Linked DNA regions of Homo sapiens: region 1 is linked to region 2. A link is a contact called in ENCODE Hi-C or POLR2A ChIA-PET data. All regions are on one chromosome and are shown on one strand. The core of a region is the stretch at or near the end of the contact, and the rest is flanking DNA. Distances in the headings are between cores, read along the strand shown. Region 1 holds the start of ARHGEF9-IT1 (ARHGEF9 intronic transcript 1). Region 2 holds the start of LINC01278 (long intergenic non-protein coding RNA 1278).

Region 1 (5,651 bases), core at 585-3,084, 110 kb before region 2:
GGAGAGGCTGGACGTGCTACTAGGGAGGGATTAGCAATCTTAAGCCTTGTGGTCACAATATAGAGGTAGGGTCTGCTCCCTATTCCACTGACCTCAACTCAAGTGTCATTTTCAGTGATTAAGAGGTAGTATTTCTCTTAATACTTAAAGTATTTTAGCCCGTTCCAAGGGAACCAAGCATCATCCTCACAAACAGCTGCTTAACCAAGGCCCAGAAAAAAGTCACTTTCCTTTTATTCTGCTACCTCTGTCCTACCTTAATGTAGATTGCTGAAAAAGACCACAATTCTGATCAGCTGACATCCTTTTGGGCTATATTTGAAGGATAATGTTCCCATATAAGTAGAACAGCACTTTGATTTGCAGAGAAAGGAATTTGTCTAGATGAAGAGACCCTCATTCTCTTAAGCAGAAGCCAGCACTGGGCCAGACTTACTAGAAAATTGTGGGTCCTTTTTTCCTTGTGTTGGCATTGCTTTGGCCATTTGCCTGATTAAAGGCAGAGAGCTGGACCAAATGACTTCTAGCAAGCCCATCAACTCTAAGACACTCTAAAATTAAGGTGGATTAGCTGGCCTTATTCTCTCTCGTTGGCAGGGTTTTTTGTAAGAGAAGGTGCCCAGCAGCAGTTGTCTTCCTATTCCCTGGAGCATCTCCCCAACTTCCCAATGCCTAGAAGACTTTCTGATTCCCCTGTGTGCTCTGGGACATCAGTCCTTGGAGCAGGAGCCATGGGGAACCAAAAATAGCATGAAATTACCTGGCCTACTCAGGGAGCTTCAGTAGCACCAAGCTCAATAACACTGAGCTATGATTTAAACACTCAGCATCTCAGAAGGAATTTCCTGCATGTATGTCTGAATGGGGCCACAAAAACACAGTTCTAACAGTGTCTGCCTCCTTTATTAGCCTGATTGATTGGTACTCTAATCTCATGTAAGCCCACACATCCCTTGTACGCTCCTGCTTGGTGAAGCCTTTCTTCATCTAAATTGACATCCTACTTCATTCAGGCTGCTATAACAAAATACCATAGACTGGGTGGCTTATAAACAACAGAAATTTATTTCTCATAATTGTGGAAGCTGGGAAGTCCAAGATCAAGGAACCAGTAGATTCAGTGCCTGGTGAGGGCCCTCTTCATAGACTGTTGTCTTCTCATTGTAACCTCACATGGCAGAAAGGATGAGAGAACTCTTTGGGGTCTCTTTTATGAATGCTATTCCCATTTAATTCATGACTGCCTCATTCTCATGACCATCATCCCCCAAGGCCTTACCTCCAAATACCATCACAGTAGAGATTATGTTTCAACATGTGAATTTTATGGGGATACAAACATTCAGCCTATAGCAATTTGTAAGAAGAAAAATTCTTCATGGTCTTCTTGTCAGACTGAGGTCACTGTGGAACTTGCCAGTTCCAGCGAAGTTGTCCTCTAGGAAGTCTTTTCTCTAGTAAAGCCTGATGGATATATTTCAAAGGCCAAGCCTAAAGTTTCTGTCATATTTGCCATACCTGTGTTAAAGACTTCTAGAATGTCAGAATCACCAAGGCTCTTAGAGGACTCCCCCTACAACCCTGACGATTCTTGTGTGTATACACATGCACATATGCACATGTACACATACTCTCACACACTTACTCTCAAACACCTTGCAATGATGGTGAAAGACAGAGAAGCAGAGAGAGGTTTATTTCCTACCAAGGCCACACAGCAAGTCAGTGACAAAGCTGGAACTTGAATCTAGTCCCCTGATTCCTTGTGTGGTATTGTTTTCAGTAAGGTACCACATATTCCTTCAACCTTCTGCCTCTCACAGCCCAATTGCTGTTCTTTGTGATATTTCAGCGACTTGCTTTTTGTATGTAGTAAAGAGTTTATATTTAAATAAGACAGTGAGACTACCTTGGGGAGGTCATCCAAATCCCAGTCAGGTGGTGGGTGAGTGCTGGGGAGTCTCCCCAAGAAAGCAATGAGACATGGATGCTCCATGGCTTGATGATGGTTAGGATTGGTGGCCCAATTTCACAGGTTCCCTGGTATAGGTTCTTTGTGCATTCCACCTGCCCAAGAAGTTGTCTAGGCAAGGAGAGACATTCTGCCAGATTGCCGAGGACTGCTGTGAACAGACCGTGCAAATCAAGAAAAAGATGCCATATTTTGCTGTCTCTGCCACCCCCCTTGTCTCCCAGATGTTTGAACAAACAGAGTGGCTGTCAAAAGCATCTGCATGATAATTTCAGCTTCATTTGTCAAATGAAAAAGAGGAGTCATAGGGGAAACCTTCAGAGCTTAATCTCCCTTGAAGAGGAATTTGGAGGGTAGCATGCAGGCAATTAGTGTCTGCTCAATAGATCAGAGTGTCTGGCTAGAGAGCAGGAAGCCCTGCATTATATCAAGGCCTGACCCTTCTCTTAGCTTATTCCGTGAACATTCTTGGTCTCTTTGCCCAACTCTGGTTATTATCCCTGCCCTCTACCATTCTATAGGGACTAGAGTTCCTGAAGTAACTTTCCTTTTACCCCACCCCCCAGGGCTCCTGAAAATCAAATGGATGAGTAAAAGTGTCAGTCATCTCTCTACTAATCAATACATTAGAGCAGTATGCGGGAGCAGCAGGGAGAATAATCTGTTCCCAGGGACTGCAGTTTCTGGGAAATTTCTATTTCTAATTTCCATGATGCTGAGGTTTGGTTGAGCTGTCACTTTGCCACCTTGCACACTCATTTAATCCACTTGAAAACAAGGGAAAGGTAACATATCCTGGATAGCTTCTTTTTAATCTTTTTTTTTTTCTGGAGATTTGTAGCAGGAACCTAACATTGTAGCTCATATTTGGGAGCTTGATTGTGTGTGGTTGTAATTTCCTCTTTGTGGGATCCCTCTCCTCCCAGCCTGGTTGTGTAATACCCAAGGACCTGTTCCACTTTGCTATTTGATGACTGAATCCAAAGAAGTTGGAGGAAACAAGAAAACCCAACATGATGAAGGCAGCAAAAGCATCTACTTAAAAGCTAAAGTGGCTTGATGAGGCATACTCCTGGGACAAGAAGATCAAATGTAGGGCTAGATGGATTTGTTACTCCTCTGCCTTCCTGTCAGTAGGCAGCATTGAAAATAAACTAGTTAAAAAGTATGGCATTCCCCTTGTCCTTTCCCTGGATCTGCTCAGATTACAGCCCCACATCAATTGGCCTATAATTAGAATGGGGTGAAATCAGGCAGAATGGGGTGAATTAGAATTAGAATGGGGTGAGGCCTCTTCGCTCGGGCTCTGACCCCAAGGAAGGAAGGTAGATAAGCTGGCAAGAAAGCTTTGGGTAGTTTTTGGTGGCCACTGTTCATTCCACACCTATTGATTTAGTTGTCAAACAGTATTTATTGAGTATTTAAATATCAAGTACTCTGTGTCAGACCTTATTCTAGGTTCTGCAAAGACATCAGTGAACATGACAAAGTTTCCACTCTCATTGATTTATATTCCAGTAGGGAAAAGAGGCAACAAACAAACATATATCATCAGGTAGATGGGCCTCTGAAGAAAAATAAAGTAGGATAACAGGTTAGGGAGTAATGTGGATACTACCTGAGGAAGTAACAGTTAAGAACAGACCTGAAGGAGAGGAAGGAGCAAACCATGTGGTTTTCTTGGGGCACAGAATTCCAGACAGAGGGGAAAACAAACACGAAGACCCTGAAATATAGGAGTGTGTGCTAAAGGAACAACACGGAAGCCAGTGTTGTTACTCTACCCAGAGTAGAGTAAGTGAGTGAGAGAGTGGGAGCAAATGAAGTTAGGGAGGTGACTGGAGGTCAGATCCTGTCTTCATAAGACTGACTGTTAGTTTGAGTGAGATGGGAGCCACTGGAGGGTTTTTGAGCAAATACGTGAAATTATGAGACTTATGTTTTGAACATTTCCCCTCATATGCCAGGCCCTATGCTGGGCAATGAGGATATTGAGATCAATGAGATGTGGCCTTGAACATCTAGTGCGGACAAACATATTCCAGCAGAGGGAACAGTGTGAGCAAAATCCTGGAGGGAGTGAACAGATCCAAAGGCCCACGGTTGGGGATTTTTGGAAGGAGTTGTACTTTTGGGGGCAAGACAAAGAGATGTGTTATATAAGTGGAGCAGAGGAAGCAAGGGTGAGATCTCTAAACAATGAGAGGGCTGTCTCCTTTCCATGAACTCATTTGACGCTCTCAAACAGCCATGTGAAGTGGGTCAAACAGGAACTGTTTTAATATTCCCCCTCTACAAATGAGGAAACAGATGGCGAGAGTTTAAGCTAGTTTCTAACTCAAGAGTGAGTTGGTAGCAGCATTGGACTCAGAGCCCAGGTCTTTTGAGATTCTCACCTTAGAAATCTTCCATGGCATCTGGTTGTTCCCCTGGGTTGGTGACAGTAGGAGGAGATTGGGTGGGGGCCATCATTCTAATGTGGTTTGGTGGATAAGAGCATAGGCTTTGGAGGGCTTCTGACCTAGGTTCTGCCCCTTTGGGCAAATTACTTCCAATTTCTTTGACCCTGGTTTTGGGGTAATAACAAAACATCACTTACTGGGTTGCTATATTACTAGGAGACAGGATAGGTATGGAAACTGGGGCACACAGTAATAGTCAAGAAAATAAGTATCACTTATGTTGAGCTTATAGTGTGATGTGTACCTTCTAGGCACTTTATATGTTTTAATTTAAATAATCCTCACAACACCCAAATGAAGTTGGTACTGTTATTATCCCCATGTTAATGATGAGGCAACTGAGTTATAGAGAGACTACGTGTGTTGCTCAAGGTTAGTCAGCTTGGTGAGCATAGAGGAGTATTATTTTAATTTTTTTTCTAATTGGTGGAGTTACATGTTGCAAGTAATTAAAATATAATTGATGCTGGGCACCGTGGCTAACATCTGTAATTCCAGCACTTTGGGAGGCTGAGGTCGGTGGATCGCTTGAGGTCAGGAGTTTGAGACCAGCCTGGCCAACATAGCAAAAAATCATCTCTACTAAAAATATAAAAATTAGCTGGGCATGGTGTCACACACATGCCTGTAATGCCAGCTACTTGGGAGGCTGAGACACAAGTATCGCTTGAGGCCAGGAGGCAGAGTTTGCAGTGAGCCGAGATCGTGCCACTATACTGCAGCCTGGGCAACAGAGGGAGACTCTGTCTCAAAAAAGAAAAAAAAAAATGTAGAATTGAGATGCCCCTGGCTGGTGGAGTGGATGGACCAGATAATACTGGGTAGCCCTCCTGGTCGTATCATCCACATTTAGTAAATTGTATATTTAAAAGTCATTCTGACCATCTTCTTATGGCATTGGCTCTCTTTTATGGCTTTATTGGACTTCATACATATTCAAAGTGGACTGTAGCACATCTTCCTAGCCTGCATCAGGGTGGGAACCTCTCTCAGCTTCCCATCCCTCCAGCAGGAAATCGCTGTACTGCTCCCTAACCTGGTGGCTTTCTTTCCCAGTATCAGGCCTCCAGAGGTTCTGTGCTAGTATGTCAGCCCCTCTAGAAGGAGTGTTTACCTAGTTCCTGGATAATATTGAGGCTAAGTCGGGAGCCTAAAGTTGAAGCAGTATTTCTAAGCTTTTTTTCGGCAGTGGGGTGGGGGGTTCTATTATTAGAAAA
Region 2 (4,961 bases), core at 1,086-3,585:
TGTCTTGGGGCCTTTCTTTGCAGAAACCATTATAGGTTTAAACAAACTTGGGATTGTTTTACAAATTGTTAAATATAACAATGGTAATTATTTCATTATGTTAATATTACATGTGTTTCTCACTGAAAATTTTGATGGCTAAGGTTTTGCAATTAATCTTGTATATAAAACAACATGAGGTAGAGAATAATTTAGTAATACTAGGGTATTTTAGGTGATTAGTCATTTTTATCGCTTTTGGAACAAAACTCACGAAAATGATTTTTAAAATGACTAATTTGTAGTTGATGAATTTGGGCTGAATTGCTTTGAGCAGAATCTTGCAAAGCTTTAAATAAATATCATCTAAACCCATTCATCTAGAAAGCCAAATCAATTGTATAAACTTGCCTGTACTCTGTACAGGTCAGAATACAGATTAATTCAACTGCTATAAAAATACTCAAAATAATATGTGACAGTCTGAGGATAATTTATCCATGGTCGGTGTGATGACTCCACGGTAACAGAGACCTAAAATCCTTTTATGTTGTTGCTCTAATGTCTAATTTAAGTACTGAACACTGTCATTATAGTGTAAATGTAGACATAGACAATATATAAATGAATGTGTTTGTGTTCCAATAAAACTTTATTTTTGAACATTTAAATTTAAATTTTATATAATTTGTACATGTCATGAAATATTTGTTTCTTAATTTTTTAACCACTTATATATGTAAAAATAATTATTTGTCCTCTGATCAAACAAAAACAGATAGTAGACAAGCTTTGGCCCTTGAGCTGTAGTTCACTGGCCCCAGCTCCAACTCTAGTAGCTCAGGTTATCATTTCCCCATCTTAGTCAGGTTGGATTACACTTTATGTTGTAAGCATACTTGTTCTAGATTTCTGAGGGGCTTACCTTTGTTTTCCAAGGACATTACAATCTTATCAGCTTCACGATAACATCATTGGACAAGATTTTCTTATCTGAAATACCTTGACAAGGTCTCTGGCAGTGGTCATGTATTTGATTTACTTTAGGCTGAGACAGTAGTTCCTTGTGGGTTTACTTCTTAATTTTCCAATATTTTTTGTCTCTTATTACTACTTTTAATCAATATTTATATAGTACTTATGTGGCAGTCGTTGTAAGTTTATTTAATATGTTACTGTCTCACAACAAACCTATGAAATTAGTACTGTTATCCTTATTTTACCTATGGGGAAACTGAGGCACAGAAGGCTTAAATAACTTGAGCTAATAACGCAGATAATAGCAGAGCTAGGATCCAAATCTAGGCTGCATGGATTCAGAGTCCACTCTGCCTTTCTAAACAACCTTGGTGTGTTGTTTTCTTAAATAAAAAATGTAGGAATGTTTCTCTCCAAACCCTGAAATATTTATGTCACCCACACAGGACACCTCCTTCTTGTACAGCTAAATTAGTATCACCAGTGTTCTTGGAGACCTAGGATTCCTGATTGAGGGATTCCTATGCTGCAATGTCTGTGTCCATATTTTATTTATTTATCAAATAGGTCTTCTCACTGCCAGACATTGTTTTAAATGCCTTATACACATTGACTTGTTTAATTTAATATTTACAACAAGCAATTAACAGATGAAAAAGGTCGCATAACTTTGTAAAGGGCAGAGCCAGATTGCAACCAAGTTAACGTCTTCGATCGCTATTCTTAATCTTTCTGCAGGGTCTGAGTCTCTTCATTTCTTACCAGCATGGGTTTCTCTGTTTCTTGCTTCAGGGACTTCACGACTGGTCACAAGAAATTCTTGACCTTGGTTGGTTCTGACATGGCTGCAACATGCTCTTTCTGACAGGAATGCATAGCCGAATATCAGGTTCTAAGCCCTGTGACAATCATAGGGCACATACAGCATAGATTTTGTTTAAAGAAATCTCTTTTGGTGTGTATATTCTTCTTGTTTAAGGTCTGAATTGATATTTGCACACTGCTATAACTTCTCTCATGAAGCATTACCTATTTTCAAAGCTACATAAGGTGCTGTTGTAATCATACGGTTTTGTTGTATACATAATCCCGCTTTAATTATTCATCATTATTTATTTTCCTTTTGTTAGTTTAATTATAAAAACAACACATACTCATTTTAAGAATCCTAATAATACAGATCTGTATGTTGTTGTTGGTGAAAAGTCTCCAGTTTTTTTCATCCCTTTTCTTTATAATTTCCAGCATAATGCCATAGAAATAGACGAAACTCTCAGCGGGCTTATTCTGCATTCACTGGCCATGGTGGTTTGAGGGTTAACTTTAAGAAGCACTCTCTCCATTTCAGCTGACTGCTACATCCGGGAGAAAAGCGCTATTGCCTGGGAAACTAAGTCACGTGAGAACCTGGGGACGCTAGGTTCCGGAACCTGACCTGAGCTGGGGCCTGTGCTTCCAGCGGGTGGTGGGGGGCCTGGTGTGCTGGCATCAAGTAAGCCGACTACCTCGGCAAAGGCTTAGGGACAAGAGACCAGCAGCCTGAACTGGCTGGGGCATCCGGAAGGCTTAGATCTTGTGGCCAAGAGTTCAGACCGTGGCGAAGTGGAGAGTGACATGCAGTTGGATGGCGGTGACTGCGTGGTAAGTTGTATTTGAACACCCGGCAGGAGACAAGAAGTGGGGATGAGCTAGGACTCATCCTCCCTTTATTGAATAATTTGCCTTTTTCCAGAGGGAAGGAAGCCAGACCAGCTAGCAGGACGCCAGGGGTAGGAGTGCGGGAATGAGAATAGGTGTCTGGAACAGGGCAGAGGGGGAGGGGGACCCTGAGGCGCAAATTCTTTTTCCTTACATGGCTTTTTCTTCTCGTTTTTCTCCTCTCTCACCCTCTATGTCCCCATTATTCTTGTTCTTTCTTTTCCTGGTTACGCATTTTCATTAATCCAGAGCCTTAATTCGAATGTAAACATTTTGGCTCCTGATCCAGTTCTCCGTTAACTTTCCTGGTATTTGTGATTTCGTGTTTGGTAGCGTAATAGGACGACTATAGTTAACAATAATTTATTATGTATTTCAAAATAACTAAAAAGCGGAATTGAGATGATTCTAACATAAAGAAATGATAAATGCTTGAGGTGATGGTTATACCATCTACTCTGATTTGATTATTACACATTGTATGTTCTAATCAAAATATCACATGTACCCCATAAATATGTACAACTATTATATATCCATAATAATTAAAACTTCAAAAATGTTAACAAAATGGCAAAAAAATCAGAAGAAGTTATTCAAGTATGGTGAGTAAACGTTTAAAAAGTGACTCAGCTTCACTAATAAATGCACATGAAAAAACGGAATAGCAGATTATGATTGACAAGGGGATAAAAAGATTGTTTATGCCCAGTGTTGTGCAGAGTTTGGGGACACTGGCACTCAATTACAGTATTAAGTGTGTAAATTAGTATAATCATTTATTGTTGGGCTATTTGGCATATGTAACAAACTTGAAAACCTCTTAGTCTTTGACCTAGAAATTCTACCCTTAGGAATTTTTTTTCAACACAGTTACTACTGAAAATACACACAGGTATGCACATACACATATAATGTGTTAATTGCAGCATTATTTGTAATAGCACACTTTGGAAATAATCTAAATGCCCATCAATAGTGAATTGGTAAAATAAATTGTGGTATAACAATATGATTGGATAGAATACAGCCCTTTTAAATGGCACTGATTTGGTGCCTGTGAAATAAGTTACAAAATAGGTTTTCTAGTAGTAGTCATAATATTATCAAATATTTCTTTACAATATATGTGAATACATACTTCTATATGAACAGAAAAAATGCTATAGGAAATTATGAACAAAACAACTAGCAATGAAAATCTCTGGGTAGTGGAATTGTAGCATTTGTTTTTCCTCCCCACTTCTGCTTTCCTTCTCAACGTCCTTCCCCAACTTTCTTTCTTTCTTTTTTTTCTTAAAGATCCATGTACATTTATTTCAACATTAATTTTTATACTCCAGATACCATTTACTTTCTTTTTTAAAGTATTACATATTAAGCAATACACAAGGTTGTAAAGAAAAATTCAACCGATACCATTGTAGCCTTAGCTCAGTTTAACAAGTAAAAATTTGATCAATACAGCTGAGATCTTCTGTGTAACCTTCCTTAATTCCATTACTCCAATCATGAGTTTGGGGTTTATTTTTTCTATGAATAATTTTTTAAATTTTTTACCACATGTACATTTATATCTCAGAAATATATATTTTACTTCCTTTAAAATCTAATATAAATGGTATACTGTATATATTCTTCTCAACTTGTTTTTAGTCAAAATATGGTTGGGAGCTTTATGTTGATAACTTTTATTAACAGTTAATTTATTTTCCCTACTGTACTGTTTCTAATGTGTAACTCTACCACAATTTATTTTTCCATTTTATGAATGACCACTTTGATTGTTTCAGTTTTCAGTACATGTATTTATGTTAATGGACATTGTAATGCATTTCCTTGCTCTATGAATTATTTGATGGATTACTTTGGAAAAATTATTTCACTTTTTTTTTTGAGACAAAGTCTCACTCTGTCGCCCAGGCTGAAGTGCAGTGGCACAATCTCTGCTCACTTCAACCTCTGCCTCCCGGGCTCAAGCAGTCCTCCCACCTCAGCCTCCTGAGTAGCTGGGACTACAGGCACCCACCACCATGCCCAACTAATTTTTGTTTGTTTTTGTAGAGACGGGGTTTCACCATGTTGCCAAGGCTGGTCTCAAAATTCTGAGCTCAAGTGATCCACCTGCCTGGGCCTCCCAAAGTGCTGTGATTACAGGTGTGAGCCACCATGCCAGGCCTAGCAATACTTCTATTTTATCAGTTGTAAAATGGGAATAATGGCTACCTAATTCTCAAGATATTGTGAGGCATGAATGAAGAAGCTGTGTAAAGGGTTTGAAATAAATTAACTTTCAACGATTGCAC

Evidence for each region. A loop is a pair of places that touch in the nucleus more often than their neighbours do. ChIA-PET counts read pairs that join two places held with the same protein, here RNA polymerase II (POLR2A). Pooled maps may share reads with other maps.
Region 1: a loop to region 2 is called in a map of ascending aorta, with 2.5 times the contacts of the local background. The contact joins the promoter of ARHGEF9-IT1 here to the promoter of LINC01278 in region 2. A Hi-C loop is called at or near these places in 4 of 168 maps with a recorded cell type or tissue (ascending aorta, cardiac septum, chondrocyte and 1 more) and 10 of 50 pooled maps. POLR2A ChIA-PET finds 5 or more read pairs at or near these places in 1 of 52 experiments (BJ).

Annotation. Positions count from the first base shown.
Region 1 is chrX:63,667,685-63,673,335 of GRCh38, reverse strand. It overlaps ARHGEF9-IT1 (ARHGEF9 intronic transcript 1), which reads left to right and starts at 1,834. Exons shown (of 2, transcript NR_138419.1): 1 at 1,834-2,087; 2 at 2,995-3,140. All of the region lies in intron 6 of ARHGEF9 (Cdc42 guanine nucleotide exchange factor 9), which reads left to right.
Region 2 is chrX:63,558,469-63,563,429 of GRCh38, reverse strand. LINC01278 (long intergenic non-protein coding RNA 1278) reads left to right here and starts at 2,335. Exons shown (of 4, transcript NR_152613.1): 1 at 2,335-2,598. RefSeq lists an enhancer at 2,614-3,155.